Regions from separate parts of the Homo sapiens genome. Here region 1 is linked to region 2. A link is a loop called in an ENCODE intact Hi-C map of the cell type or tissue named here. Cell type or tissue: OCI-LY7. All regions are shown on one strand.

Region 1 (8,000 bases), 98 kb before region 2:
ATAATTACAATGCCTGAATCACTGGATTGCTATCATTAAATAAGATGAAAAATAAGAAAGTGATTTGTAAACAGGAAGTCACTTTTCATACCACAATGTTAATATTAAATTATAATAAAACCCAACCCAATAAAAGCAGTCCACTTTTCTGAATGCCCACCACATGCCAAGTGCCAAGTACTTCACATACCTTGTTTCTTTTAATTCACACAATGAATGACCCGAGGAGAACGCTCAACTAACAACCATGTACTTGAACCAGGGGTTTAAATCAGTCATACACACAGCAGGATTTAAATACTATCTTCCACATGGTACCTTCAGAAACGTGGGCCTGGGATTTCATTCATGGGATACACATGGCTCCCCCCCCCGTACCCCCTGCCCCCTCTGTATTGAGTGGGTGGCTCTCACCTGTGGAGGGCAGGGTGCTCTCATGTTTGTTTATACCAGAACATAGAATAGAACTTGGTAAAGGTAAATGCTCATTTAAGAAATAAAAATACATCAAATAAAGTAAAAAGCAACCTGGTAGATAGCATTTCCTTTTCATTTTTTTAAAATAGCTTTATCGAAGGATAATTGAATGGAAATGGTCATTAATATATATCCAGAATCTATTAACGTTCGGCTAAGTTGGGGGGAACATAGGGATGTTTTAAGGCAACTAAGCGATTTAGAAAACTTAAGTTCTTTAATGTTTTCAAAGAAAAGGTTGAGTCTGTAAGATATAATCTGGCAATTTGTATAGAACTCTTTCTACTAGCTTCCAGGAATCCCTGCTCTGTGAGCTTTTTGCCAAACTGATTGATCTTCCCAGACATAATCTGGGGACCTTCTCTAATATGCCCCTGTCCCGCTGTCAGCTTAATACACTCTTTTGCTAAGTAATAGGGTATTGCTAGTGTTCTTCCAGGTTCTCTTCATAAAGGCGCTTCTCTGTCAATAAGAGACTGTGTTTATATTCTTGTGCACAAATAACTGGCCCTCTTCTCAGTGTTTGAGATCCCTCATCTTGCTCCGACTGTTGCAGCCTTTTCTCGCCATGACAGACTGCCATACTACATGGCCTTCTCCCATCGAAAGGTGAGGTCAAGTCTCCTTCCTCTGAATCTGGGTGGGGTTGTGACTCACTTTCAATCATTCTAATATAGAGTAAGTGATGTTGTGTGATCTCTGAAGGTATGTCATAAAGAAAATGATGCCATTGCCTCCTTGTTCTCTAGGGTCTAGCATGTGGACCACTGAACTGCCAAGGAAGCAGTCCAACTGCCCTGAGGCTGCCATGCTGTGAGGAAACCCAAAGTGGTCCATAAAGAAGGATTATGTGGAGGGACCCTGAAAGATGCCTGGCCTGCCTCCCACTGCTCCAGTACCCTCCTCCCCAACTCTTCCAGCTTCAGCCACTGTCTGCAACCACATGAGAGCTCCCGAGCCATAAATGCCCAGCCTAGTCTCCCCTAAGTTTCTAACCCACAGTTTAAACTACTAAGCTTGGGTTGCTTTGTTATGCCTCAATAGCAACTGGGACATGCCCCTTTCTCCATTCTGCTGCTGAATCTGGTTACAGCAGCAGAGACACATGCCAGGGGCATCTCTAGTAACAGGGGAAAGCCCTTTGGGAGTAGATTCAAAGTGGGGGGTCAAGACAAATTATTCAGCGAGCCTGACTTTTAGAACTCAAGGGGCACCAAGTAAGTGCATGATCCTGAGGCAATCAATTCCTCTCGTTTTCCTTTTTTTGTAAAGGGATGAACTAGACACAGTGTGGAAAGCCAGCTTTACCACATTCTCCTACGATCTTCTGAAGTTACCTAATCTCTCTAACCCCAGATTCCTCTTCTGTAAAATGGGGATAATAGCCACAAAAATAGAACAGTAGTGTAAAATTAGATAGTATGTGTGGAAAAGTAGAGTCTTGAAACTTGACTTAAGTGGTTGATGAATGTTAGCCCCCTCCACCAATGCCTTCCCCTTGCATTCTAATATTCTCTGCTCCTCTGAGCAAATTTACCAGATGATTGTTGGAGTTTTTTGTAATCCTCATCAAGTCAGAGAAGACTAGTGAGGTTGTGGCAAATAAATGATTCTGAGGGTCCAGGGCGAGCTTTAGGTAAATTGTGGTTTTAGTGTTTGAGAAAGAGCCTGTCACTAGTGGGAGTCTTCATTATTCACTGGCAAGATATAACAAGCAGGGCTTTGCAGTAATGCACAGCTCCTCTGCTCTTGGCAATCTTGTGGCCGAAAGATATTTTTAAAGCCCCTGTTTTCAGATGACCGTGTTTCTGATTAGCATGTGTCTTTTCCATTTTCAGTTCCACGAAGAGAAAGGCAAGTGAAATTTGCCCAGCCTCACCATCTCCAAATGGGTGATATTACTGAACAATTATTTAATGGCCCCACAGCATCTGTTTTTTATATTTTGGGGTCCATACTGGAAGTTCAAGCTTATGAATAATCCAGATATTTAAAAGCCAATGCTCAACTGGATATTCTCCTTAGGATTATTTTAGCCTTGTCTAGAATCAGAGTGTCTGTCAATTGCCACAACATATATATTAAGTTTGAAAGAGATTAAGCTGGAAAATTCGATATTTTAAAAATAATACCAAGAGAGGCTGGGAGCAGAAAGAGAAGAAAAGATAACTATTGGGTACTGGGTGATGAAATAATATTTACAATAAACCCCCATGGCAAGTGTTTACCTATGTAGCAAACCTTCACATGCACCCCCAAACATAAAATAAAAGTTAAAGAAAGAAAAAAACAGAAACTCTTACTTATAACTCATTTCATTTAATAACGTTTTTACTCTTTTAAAAATAAAATAATGCTAATGATGATGATAACAGGGTTCATACCTGTAGAGCATTTTACAAGTGGCAGAGAGCTTTCATTGATATCATTTCTCTTAAGTCTTCACCCTGTGAGGTAGGCATAGAAAGAAATTTTATCCCCAAATGACAGATGAAAAAATAGAGAGCCCATGAGTTTAACTGACTTGCTCAAAGCCACAAAGGCTGCATTTCCTGAGCCTGAGTACCCCTAGGAAGAGCTCCAGCCAATCTAGGGTGCAGAACCAATGAGTTAGTTTATCATTTATCAATCCCAGTGATGCATAAGCTGTGCAGAATTAGAAAGGTCAGCTCCAGGCTGGCCCACCAAAAAAGTAGAGGAAAACTTGGGAATGCCCACTAGCCTATTCAGAAGTTGGATTCAGGTTGGGAGAAAGAAAATAGGAGCCGAATTATTTTGAGGTGGTATACACGAGTTACCTATTGCCATTGTAACAAAGCCAGCACAAACTTGGTGGCTTACAATGACATAAATTTATCCTTTTACAGTTCTGGAAACCAAAAATCCAACATTAATTTCTCTGGGCTTTCAAATCAAGCTGCCAGCAGGGAGAGTTCCTTCTGGAGGCTGTAGGGGAGAATGTATTTCCTTGCCTTTTTCAGCTTCCAGAGATTCTCATATTCTTTGACTTGTGGCCCCTTCCTCCATCTTCAATGCATATAATCTCTGTTTCCATTGTCACACAACTCTCCTCCTACACCTTACAATGGACCCATCTGGATGACATGGGATAATCTCTGCACTTCATGACCCCTAACTTAATCACATCTGCAAAGTCCCTTTAACATGTAGGAGAACATAGTCCCAGGTTCCAGGAATTAGGACATGGGCATCTTTGGGACCATCATTCAGTCTACCATAGGTGACAAGGTGACAGGCGGATGGTGGCCACCGTTTTTTTTTGCATGGTTGTGTTTGCCTGTCTGAAAGCCACACTCCTCACTGCCACCTGACATGTAGAGGCCAAAATAGAAAACACATCTTCAGATCCCAAGTAAAGTGCTCTTTCAGGCACGTCACACCTGCCATCTCAAACTATATTTACATTCATTTTTGCAAATAGCCCATTCTTGTATAGAAGGCAATTAATATTTGCATAATGTTTTAGAGTTTATAATGGCCTTTTTATTTACATGAAGTCACTTAAACCCCTACAATAGCCCTCTGAGACAGTTATTATTAACACATTTTTACATATGAAGAAGCTAAGGCTCAGCGGGGTGAAGTGGTTTGTCTAAGGTCACCCAGCTGGTAAGGGCAAGACCACAATGCAAATCCCAAAAGTTCCACTATATTCCGCTCTAAATAATGAGTCTATACTGAAGTCCACTTACTAGCCATGGTGGCTTATCTTTTGGGGATACTCTGAAGGTGAATGGGGTCTCCATTGCGCTTTTGAGATAAAATGAGTCAATAAATGTGAAAGTCCTTTGTAGCAGTATGACTCACTATGACAGAAAGTTATTGATAGCATTATCATCATCACCACCAACATCCTCTGCCCTGGAGACCAAGAGAATTCAAACAGGTCAGCACCTCTAATTGCTGTATAGAACATTGACCCTACTGTCTCCCAGTTCCTGAGGATGGTGTGATAATAATACATCTCAGAGTTCTGTAGTTTCTTCACCACTGTGCAGGTGTGGTTGGTGGGAGCAATGCCCTGGATGGATAAGCCAAGCTCTTGTGTCCTGGCAGATAAACAAGGTGAACCCTCAATCCGTGTAGCAGGAGTTTCCAGACAAACTCACTTTGCATGGAAGGACACTAACCCTTCCAGGTGCATGGAAATATTTTGTAGTTTTTACTGTCTCCCCCTTCCTCCACTGCCTCATCTTTTTTGTTTTTTCCCCTGTGAGACTATTTGCTCTGCATTTCAGATGTGTCTAATTTTGTGGAAAGGAGAAGGTTGGGAGCTCCGGAGCTAATAGGATGCACAGGAGGAAGATACGGAGCACAGTGGCTGAGACCTGACAGCTCTCTGAAGACTCCACTTCACCGCCGCCACTCCACTTCACCGCCGCCAGCCCTGGCCCACACCTTTCTTAAGAGCAACTTAAGAAATTTGCAACTTCAAAACCAGACCAGAGGGTGAGAAGAACTAGCCAACCCATCCTCCAAGTGTGACTGAGCGGTCAGGCTGCCCCCACCTCATTTGAGTGAGACCGCCAAGAGCCTTCACGTGGGACCTAGACCACAGGAACACAATTAGGAAGTACTCCCTGCCCCTCACAACGGCCATCCTCACCAGGCAGCGGGGACAGAAGGGAGGCAGGTGCATTCAAATCGCGCTGGCCTGAAGAAGGGAAATGAAGCGCTAAACTCAGCTCGGTCCCACAATGAGTCAGAATGGGGGCAGGGAGGAGCGCCCAAAGCCCTCTGGCCCTTCTCCTTGGGAACTAGTCCTGCACATGGCCACCAGCCCTGGGAATCACAGCATTTGGCATGGGTCTCAGTTCTTGTACTCCATTGCTGTGGGACAAGAGACACTAAACTTCCAGGTTTTCTCTCAATAGCTGGCTTCACCTGTAAACACAGTGGCATATTAGACAAGCTCTCTTCATCTGAAATGTGCCCACCCCCCCAACAATCCCACCTTTGCCTGCTCAAACCTGACTCATGCTTCATGTTCATATTCAACTTCTTCCCTTGTGCTTCTAACTAAATCTAGGAATCTCCTTGTTCTTAGAACCACCTTTATCCCTTCTCAGATATTTATGTATATCAGTTTTTAAATGAAAATAATTTCTCACCTATTAAGCTGGGCACCCTGCTAATCACTTTCACACTTGCTGTTTAATTTGCTGTTTTGCTCCCTAATATTAGACAAAAACTCCTTGAAAACAGAGACTGTGTCTGACTCATCGCTCCTTCCCCCACCAGGCACTATCCTCTCAACAGTTACTGGATTAATAATTTTTTAAAAAATTTTAAAAAACTATTTTAAAAAAATATAAATTAGTAAAAACTGTGGCATTAGCATGAAATGACTAATATGTTCAAGTTCCACTTGAGGAAGTTAGGGTGATGTCAGTGAAAACCTGCCCTTAGAGGATCCCTGCCTGCATGAGGGACTCTGGGACTGCAAAGTGCCAAGAGAGCCTTACTCAGGGTGACCACAGGAAGGTGAGCCAGAGGAATCTTCATTTAGGGAGAATCTGGCAAGAAAATTCCAGGCATCTGCTGGAAGCCATAGAATGTAGGTGTAAGAAGCAAGTGAGGATGGTATGGAAAGAACTAGCTGAGAGAAAGCAAGTGAGAGCTGACACCAGAAAAAGATGAGGGTCTTAGAGTTCTTATTTTATGTGGTTATTTGTGAAGAATGCAGGGCCAGGTGCCTCAAAGGAGATTCACAGAGTATTAAGTATATTTGAGCCTATTTGACAAGCCCAGAAGACATTCCGAAGGGTCTTGTCTCTGAGGAGCTTGTGCCTGGTTGTGAGGAGGTACATTTGTTAGATATCATTTGTTAGATAGACTCAAGGTGAAATCTCAAAGCAGTTCACCTCGCTTTTGGCATATTTGTTAGATATCACTGCTCATCCTCCCTTGTTTCAGGATCTTCCCCAGGCCATGAGAGTCTGAGAAGCAGGTGGGGAGTGAAAAGAGCACAGGCATGGGGGTCAGGAGATGCCATTCACAGCCGTGGCTCCCCCATTTACTTGTATCACAAACTGGAACAAATTGCTCCACTTCTCTGAGTCTCCATTTCCCCATCTATGCAATGATGGGATGCAACTAGAATCTCACTGTCAGATTGAGTTCTACAACAAAGTGGTGTAGACTGCATGGCAACAAAAAACAAGAAAAATCTATTTCTCACAGTCTGGAGGCTGGAAGTCCAAGGTCAGAGTGCCAGTATGGTCGGGTGCTGGTGAGGGCCGTCATCTAGGCTGCAGACTGCCAACTTCTTGTTTTACACTCACATGGTAGTAAAGGTGCTAGAGAGCTCCCTGAGATCTTTTTATAAGGGCACCGATGCTATTCATGAGGTCCCACCCTCCTACTCTAATTATCTACAAGACGCCTCACCTCCAAATACCATCACACTTTGGATATGCTTCAACATATACAGTTGGTGGTGGGTGAGAAGCATGAGCGTTCAGTCCATAACAATCACTATATTTCCTCTGAGTTTCTCCTGCTCCTCCTCTTCTAAACACACCACCAGCAAACCTCTCTGTTCCTCTTCCCTGATGGTAAGAAGAGAGGTGGAGGGATCTCTTCTCACCATGGCTGGTCCAACCACCTATGAACTAGTCCCTTTCTCTTCAGCCTTCTTCAAGGACCTGCTTCACCAGTTATCCTCTTTACCTCTTGGATTATCAGTCTCTCCTGTTTCTGGAACTCCTTTCTTTCAGCCTATCAGTGTCCTTGAATCTCTCTAAATTCTTAAAACCATTTTTTTCATCCAGTAATTGATAAAGCTGTCTCCTCTTCACAGCTAAATTTATTGAGTATGTATTGCCATCTTCATGATCTCACTCCTTGCCTACACCCCACCCACTACAACCTGGCTTATAAACAACCACACACATACTCACACCACTGAAAACCCTCTTGATGAGGTCCCTGGTGACCTCCTCATTGTCAAATCAAATGATTTCTTTGCAGTCTTCATCCTCCTCATTCCCAAAGTGGTATTTGCACTAAAAACCAACTCTTCATCAGTCTTGAAATTCTCTCCTGGTTCTCCACAGTCTCTTCTATGCTGCCCACACTTTAATGTTGGGATGCTTCAAGATTTCACCTTGAGCCTATCTATTCCCCCTGACCCCACCACCCAAAGTTCCCTGGGAACACTCATTTGGTTCTAGAGCTTTAAGTACCATTATACCCTGATGACTCTAGTCCCTACTTCTCCCGCAAAAACCATCTCTGTCTTCCCAAAAGCCTATTCACATCTCTAGTGGGGTGTTTTTTACAGAAACTTAAAATACTGTGCTCCAAAGAGCCCTCTCCTATAGATTCACCAAATGTGCTCTGTGTCCTTTGTGTTCAGCCTTGGTTAACAGCATATTTTTCCACTCTACTTCTAAAGCTAGAAATCACAGAGTCTTCCTTAGACACTTCCTTTCCTTTACCCTCCGCATGTCAGTCAACAAACCCTAGGAGTTTAACTTCAGAAATTAATAGGCCTCATC
Region 2 (8,000 bases):
GGAGTTGACCATTCAGAGGAGAGAAGAGAGAATTCCCAGCAGAGGGAACAGCATGAATCAAGGTGGGGAAGTGCAGGGATGCAGGGGTTATGTGGTCATTACCCCTGCAAGAAGCAACCAGGTGCTTTCACTTATGTTGACAGGAAGTATCAGTGACCAAACATACAATCCAAATCTGGGAGAGTTAAGCACGAATCCCAGCAATATAGAGAAAGGAATTCTAGACTGGAATTCAGGAGACCCATTGTTCTTCTATCTAGAATATCATGTGACCCTGAGCTGGTGGCCATTTCATCTGAGCCTCAGTATCTTCATCTGCAAGATGGAAGTAAACATTTCTTCCCTATCTATTTTATAAGTCCCTTTGAGGGATAAGTGAGATCATGAACATGATAGGTTTAACTCAATTCAGGAAATGCCCAGCTTAGAATTCTTTATGGTAAGAGTGTAAAGCACTGATATCAAACTGAAGAAGTTATTAGCAGTATTTTAAGTGGGAATTAACATGCTTTATTCAGGAGTCAGCAAGGCATCCAGTGGCTGAAGTGTAGGGAGCATGACTAAGGGTAGCTTGGAGACACCCTTAAATATGCATAGATCTTATTTTTCATTCAACTTAGAAACATGGCTTTAATCCTTTATTTTATTATTTTAATACATAAACAAAACTGGCTCAGAATGAACATTCAAAGTGAAAAATATACCTAAGCATCTAAACCACTTATTCTATGCTTTGCAAATGACTTTGACTGTCACTATACCAAAAGGTTTGCTATCTGAAAATTTATCAGGACGGGTCAGAAGAAAAACAGGTAAAAATTGATTCAGAAAACAAGAGTTTGAAGGAGTCTTCAACCCCTTTCGGCCCTAATGCTTGGTAAGCACCCTGCACACAGTGCTGCAGTCATACCCCAGAACATATAGCCATTTCTCATTTCCGATATGCCAGAGCTGGGCAATGCTGCATGTGGTTCAGAAAGACTGGTGTTTATGTCATGGCTGGGATTGTAGACTATACACTTCCTGCAGGCCTTGTGAGATAAGACAGGGACATTTCTAGAAGAGCTGTCCTCTGGAACCCCAAGCAGTTTGGAGAAAAATCAAAGAGGGAGAGAAACAAGTGTCACTATTTTGAAAGGATGATTTAGCAGTGTCAGACAACTTAGATCACAAGATGATGGAAATAAGAAAATGCCAAAACAATTTGCTCTCTTCCTTCACCTTTCTTCTAAAGAGCTTAACATATTTTATAGACATAGATGCACATTTTTATCATTGTACATTGGCAAGTCACTTTATCTTCCATAACTTCAAAGGTTCCCCTTTCCTCGTTTTTAAGGAATGGTGAGCAGATTAAGTGAGAAGCCCTTTGAAAACCGCCATGTCTGTGGTAATCATTGCTTAGAGAGAGAGCCAGGGCAGGCCTTGACATTTGTTCCATCCACCCCAGATGGCATTTTAATCTCTTTGCTCTCCTGCTGTTACATGGAGAAGAAAAGACTGGTCCACATGCAGGACCAGAGGCCTGAGTGGATGTGTCAGCTCTGCTCTGTGTCCCTGGGCAAATTAATTTACATTTCTGGCTTTGGATCTCTTTTCACCATTATCCTCAAAAGGTAGACATGAGCTCTAATATCCCTTTCAGTTCTAACACCTTGCAAAACCAAGATTCCTCAGGCTGTACTCTACTAACTGAGCAAGGGCCAAAAGCCATGAAGATGAGGGTTGTAGCTGGTGTTCCTGTTTCCTTACCTGTAAATTGAAAAGAACACTTACTTTGTGGAGTCTTTGGAAGGATTAGATATGATATACTCAAATCTGCTAGCACAGTGTTTGGTACCCAGTGGGTGCTCCATAAATGGTTTCCTAAATCAAAACTACAAGATATCCAGTATAAGACTCTGCCAACCTGATCTCTTGTCTTCTCAATTCCAGGCATCTTCATGGCTTGAGCACACGGCCTCTGAGTTACAGCTGACTCCTGTGAACTTGAAGTCCAAACATTAGAACAATCTTTGAGGCTTTCTGTTTTTTTCCAGAGGACATATGGAAAGCCTGTGAACTTTTCTGTTTCTTTTAGCTGGAACCTTGTGCCCCTGAGCACCAGTTTGCTCCAGGTGTCTGTGAAAGACTCCAAGGGAAATTGTTCCTAAGAACAACTATTTGCTTCACTGCGTTCATGCCTGCAAATGTTTTGTGCACCCCCTGCAATTGCAGGAGGAAGGAATACAGGAGACTGAGAGTCTGAAGCCACGAGTCAGCAGCATGATGTCCTTCTGTGTCTGCTTTGCCCAGTTGCCATCCTCCCAGTGTGATAAGCACTTGAGAACAGTAAGTCTTCATCAGCAACAGCGATGTCATTGCAGGCACTGGGCAGGCTAGAAGCTGTAGAAACGTGTCTCACTTACTCAGCATCCCCATCCCCTGCAGAACCTAGAAAAAAATCAGAAAATTCTACATGCTTTTTCCTATTTAATGAGGTCGAACATTCTTAAGGAATGAAAAGCACAGCTCCAGACTAGCTTTTAATTAGCTTCAGGAGCCCTTGTTTCAAACTAGCCTGGTTCCCAAAGCTATTCTCTCTCTCTGCTCTGAATGAGATGAAAATTCAATGGCATTTCTCTTTGTCAACTCATACTAAAGTGCTCCTTCTGCCCCACAGGGTTACATAGGGAAGGACACTCAGTAGCCAGGCACTGCACATTTTGACCCCAGTAGGACACCAGAACCCTCAAAGGGCGGTTAAAAGACCAGATTTGGTGTTGTTTTTGATAACCTGCTGTGTAAACTTGGGCCGGTTTCTCCACGTGTACAACGGAAAAAAAAATATGAACTTTAGAACCAAATAGACCTGGGATAAAACCCTGCCTTCTCATCTGAGTGCCTAGCAAGTTAACTAAGACAGTTTCTGTCTCTTCATTTGCGCTAACGGTATTGATGTCTACCTTGTGGGATGTCTGAGGGGCCAAAGGAGATATTGTAAGGAAAGCATAATGTCCTGGACATTGATAGACACTCAGAAAACGCTGTTCCTCTACTTTCATCCTCATTCCTCCCCTCTGCCTATTTCACTGGGTTGAAGTAATGACCCAAAGGGATAACATGATTCAGAGGTTAGGAGCCTCAGTTTTGTAGCCAGAGGCCAGGGTTCAAATCCCATTCCTGCCCCATCCTGGCTGTGTGAACATGTGCAAGTTCCACGCCCTCACCGTTTCTTTGCATTGAAAATGCAGACAATGTCAGTAGCTCCCCCATAGGATTACTGTGAGGACTAAATGAGATAGTGTACAAGACGCCCTTGCCTAGTGCCTGGCACATGGTAAGTACACTATAAATTATTAGTTAACAACAACAGCTATAGCATCTGAGAGTGCATTGTAAAATGGAAAAATCCTCCAAGACGCTCATCTCAAATCCTTTTTGGAAAGAATGTGCCAGTGTTACCGATGCTTATGTAAATGTAAGTGGTTATTATTTATGTAGGAGAACATTACTGACTATTATGCAGGAAGAGGGAGAGAACAATGTAGAGGAAGAAAAAAATTTACAATGGGCTTCAAAGGGGAAAGAGGAGAAAGTAACATCTCACCCAGCAATATAAAAGCAGCCCCATATAACTCAGCTCTGCTCTGACTGTAAAACATTATATCAATAGTCTTCCCTGAAAAAAGACAAGAAAGAGAAACACATGGAAAAGAAAGGAGAAGGACAACCTCATTTTATTTCCCCTAAAATTAATCCTAAGGTTGTATTTATCCAACAGAATCTTACTAAACACCCACCCCATGGGAGATGCAGAGACATAGCAGGCCTGGCTCTGTCCTCAGGGAATTTGCAGTCTAATGAGGGCCTTCCAACAAGTACATAAATAACTAATTAAAGGTAGAAAGTGAAGTGTCATGAATTATCCTCATCATTGTTATTAGATGTCATTTTTATTGAATTCTCTTTTTTATTATATCATCTCTTTTTCCAAAAAGAATTTTGGACAATTTATAACATAAAAGAAGTTATACCCTGGGTTTTTTTAAAAAAAGGAACTAGATATTTAGATTAAAGCAAAAAGATGTGGCAAAGACTAATGTAATTATCGAATTGAGAATCAAATTCAAGTGAGCATTCTGGACATCAGGGCAAAATCAAAATAGGAAACATATTATTATAATTTAATATTTCTTACATGTTGATGATCTCTTAAGTAATATTCAGAAGCGTAGACAAGGCCAAATTCAGTAATCTTGCATTTTCAATTCAACTGAAAAATGCCAAAATCATGCATGTCTGTGGAATTCAGGTAGGCACTGTTGATTATCAACATTTAAGGCCATTATTTTGGAAAAATCATCATCTTTAGTATGAATCACTAAAATATTGTTGCTTTTCATTGTTGGGAGGATTGTTTCTTAGGTAGCAGCTATGAAGAATGCAAGCTGTTTCACTTCTTATGTTTAATATATATACTCTAAAACCCGAACAATATTTGTATCATTAGGCTAGACTCGATAATTTTATTTTCAATGAGATTTCAGTGCTCCAGAGAGCTTTGATCTGTCACAGGGCTCTCTTGGGTTAATTGCTGCTGTTCTCAAGTCATCCTCGCTCAGACAGGTAGGTGGGAGTGAGTAGAATTAGCCAATTGTACAGAGAATCAAAGCCATTTGCTTGCAAGACTACCTACTTCTGAGAATTACCATGAATTTTGCATGCCACTAAGAAAGGAAGGAAGGAAGTGACATCTTAAAGATCCTGGGCTTGGGCGAGCTGCGGTGAAGAAGACCAGCTGCTATTATTCTTCTGGCTGGTTCTGGCCTATTGTGATGTCTTTTATAAATCTAAGAGAACTTGAATTTTAAAGCTTGTTTTAAAGACCCTGTTTTGCCTTTTTAAACTGTAATTCTTTAAATGTTCAGGAGCTTGATTAATGAGGAAGAGTTAAAAATAAGTAAATAAAAAAGACAAGTAAACAAGTCAGGGGAAGAGGTGCTGAACTGAAAGAAATAAAAAGAATTGCAAGGTGAGGAGAAGGGAGACTAAGATGTCCAGAAGGCAATAGCATCTCGCCATTTCTCTGTTCCAGGCCCTGCAGTGCCCCTGAGAGGGGGTTTCTGGTGTCGGCCAGTTGAGAGAGAGCCCTGATCAGGCACGGGGCTGGACAGGGAGCCTGGTAACACGTGCTGGTCAATACCACACACATCTGTTTGATTTGGCACTGCTTACCAGCCAGCTGCTGGCACAGAGCCAGAAGGGGCAGGTGGGGGTGTTTGGGGAGGGGGAAGGCAGGGGAGAGGGGATTATGTACAGTTGTTCCAAAATGGGGAACGGGGAGGAGGCCAGAAGAAATGAGGTGATGGAGGCCCCAAGGGCAGGCTGGAGCAGGAAGCCCACAGCTGTGGTGGTAGACCTTGCTGCTAATCACCCTCTGCAGCAGGTGAAGGTACTGAGTCAAAGTGCAGAGGCAGTAGGGAGGTGGCTTCCATAGACATTCAGGCATGGGGCCAGGTTTGCGTGAAGTGTCAGAAGTGCTTTCTCACTCTCCCTTTTGACCCACGTACTGTCTATCTCCCTAATGGTGAGCCTTTCAGAAATTCCAGACTAGCCACCATGTTGCTTCCCTATTTTTCCGACAAGATTAAACATTTTATACCCCACCTCAAATAATGTTTTTGGTTTTGTGGGGTTTTGTTTTGTTTTTTTGTTTTTTGCTTTTTTTTGCTCACAAAGACTTTCTCTAAGCTGTTAACAGCCTCCCAACCATCTAGAGAGAACTTTGGAAAGAATAAGCCTGCTCACTTAACAGAAGACTTAGGAAGTATGAACAATGTTCCTGAAGCCACCTGGCTTGGACAGTGCAAGAACAATCTGAGCAAACGCTGACTTTTCCACCCCAACACCATTTGCTCTGCCAAAATTTGCTCTGGTCCAAACTTTCAACCTTGTGCCAAGATGTTGAGTTGGTGAGTAGTGAATGTACACACCAGGGGAGAGCCATATTACTATGTCATCTCAGTGTGAAATCTGACACAGGCATACACGTTCAGTGTTCACTGTTTATTAACCAACACTGTCTGCCAGAAACCATGCTGGCTCTTCAAGTAGCTCACCGTCTGGGTGGTCTCTTCCTGGATCTCTATCCAGGTGTCCATTGCCTAAAGGGAATCCATTCAAGTCACTTCCACATGCTTGAAAATCTCACAAGTTTATCCTCTCTGCTCCTTAAAAAGTTCTATTCCCACCACTAGCATCACAAGTGACAAAAGACAAGACACTGTGTTGCAGCTGAAACTGACTATTCTGCTTCTTGAAACAGCAAAATCTGTTTACTTCTATGGTATTCTCAGTACACTGAGGGTCAAAATAATGTGATTGGGAATTACCGACATCCAATATAAAATACTAAAAAACCCAGAAAATTTTATATGGTTTGCCCTAATAATATAGGTTCAGGTTCTAAAGGGTATATGAGGTTCAAATCCTAATTCTGCCATTTCTTAGCAGGGTAAACTTTCCTTCTCTGTAATTTAAAATGGGAAGAATAGGAGACCTTATCTCATAAGGTTGTTGTAGTAAAGGGCTCACTCATGTAATGGCACAGATTTTGGCTACTGCACTCCAGAATGAAAAGGGAGATTTGTCCTTCATAGACAGGGCATCTACAACCACAACATCCCACTTCAATCTGGTTTTTCTTTGAATAATAAATTCCCCACCTTGTGTCACTGTAATTCTATCTTTCAACTCTCAATGCTCACACAGAATACTGACAGTTAAGAGACACCATTAAACTCTGCTACTCAGGAAAGGAACTTCAGGAACATAAGCTATCTACAGATAGCAAATACCAGCAAAGTTTAATCTGATTTATCAGCCACTTATTATTACTCCATTTCCCTTTTGCACCAGTGTCACATTCCCTGGAGACCTTTCAGGCTCTTCTTAGTCCTGGGCCTTCTTGACCCTCTACCTGAAAGGTGGTTTTCCTCTAGTTTTCTTTAATATAATTCCCAGGCTTCCTTCACTCCTTCTTCATCTCATCCTGAGGCTTTCGGTTCTGCACGCTTTGTCACATCCCTCTTCCATTACCTAACTCACCTGGATCCTCGTCCAACCTTCATGCCTTACACTGTGCACGGCTATACCATAGTCTCAACTCTGCTTTGGAATGATGTTGGGTCATAAGCAGTTTATTCAGCATAGTTTTCCATTTTCAAACTCGTTTCCGTAGGCTGTATTACAGCTCTGTAGGACTGTAGACCCCTATTGATATAAAACATAGATATCCATAGTTATCCTATATAGGGTATTTCCTCAGAAGTCCCAACTGCATCCACAAGGACTTGGTCACTGATACCTTGCGTGGTTGACACTGCAAGAGTTCTCAACTTAATTCTCTGCTCCACTCCAGGATTGAGGGCTTTTATTGTCTTCAGTGAGAGGACATTTAGCAGTCAGGTGACCCAGCATCAAGTTTGTCCCTTTCTGACCTTGCACCCTGGGTCCAGTGACTCATCTTATCTCTGATTTCATAATCCACCCAGGGTCCTCATTCCTACAAAACTGTTGGAATTAAAGTCTACCACCAACAGCTCCATAGCCTGCCTGTCTAGGAACAGGACTTATTCCCAGCCTCCCCCTAGCTTGATGGTAGAGTGGAAACAAACAGCAGGTTTGCACTCTTACCTAACCACTTCTTACATGACTAGTTGCTTTATCTCTCTAGGCCTCAATTTCCTCATTTGTTAAATAGGAATAAAATTACCCTTGCAGAGATACTGTGAGAATACATCACAAAGCAGACTGAATTCTTGACACATAGCATTGCTCAGTGAATAGTAGCTGTCTTTCTTAGGATGACCATTTATTATGGCTGGCTTGATGCTGGCTGCCGCTCAGCCTGTCCACCTCTTGCTTATCTTCGTGTGCTGCTGACACTCCCACATTCACCATCACACCTACCTAACCTCCTCATCTGAGTTCCAACTCCTCCTCTCCTCCAAGTGTGT

The links. Peaks named below come from ENCODE experiments on the same cell type or tissue, not always from the same donor. Only the 100,000 strongest peaks of a DNase experiment are listed, where the experiment ranks them.
Region 1: it touches region 2 in a loop (9-fold over the local background); 7 of 110 quality-filtered maps call a loop at or near these places.

The regions. Positions count from the first base shown.
Region 1 is chr3:187,897,219-187,905,218 of GRCh38, forward strand. It overlaps LOC124906315 (a long non-coding RNA gene), which reads left to right and starts at 405. Exons shown (of 3, transcript XR_007096212.1): 1 at 405-1,086; 2 at 1,227-4,636; 3 at 4,737-5,656. RefSeq lists enhancers at 4,571-5,072, 5,079-5,128. In OCI-LY7, CTCF peaks have their summits at 3,751 and 3,974; DNase peaks (open chromatin) are centred at 2,233, 3,043, 3,923, 5,063 and 2 weaker places; H3K4me3 peaks cover 5,137 bases; H3K27ac peaks cover 7,376 bases.
Region 2 is chr3:187,995,326-188,003,325 of GRCh38, forward strand. LOC107986166 (a long non-coding RNA gene) reads right to left here. Exons shown (of 5, transcript XR_001741061.2): 4 at 7,090-7,254; 5 at 1-2,433. Among named protein-coding and RNA genes, the nearest start is that of LINC01991, 23 kb to the left of the region's middle. In OCI-LY7, a CTCF peak has its summit at 4,969; DNase peaks (open chromatin) are centred at 4,706 and 5,266; H3K4me3 peaks cover 2,290 bases; H3K27ac peaks cover 3,233 bases.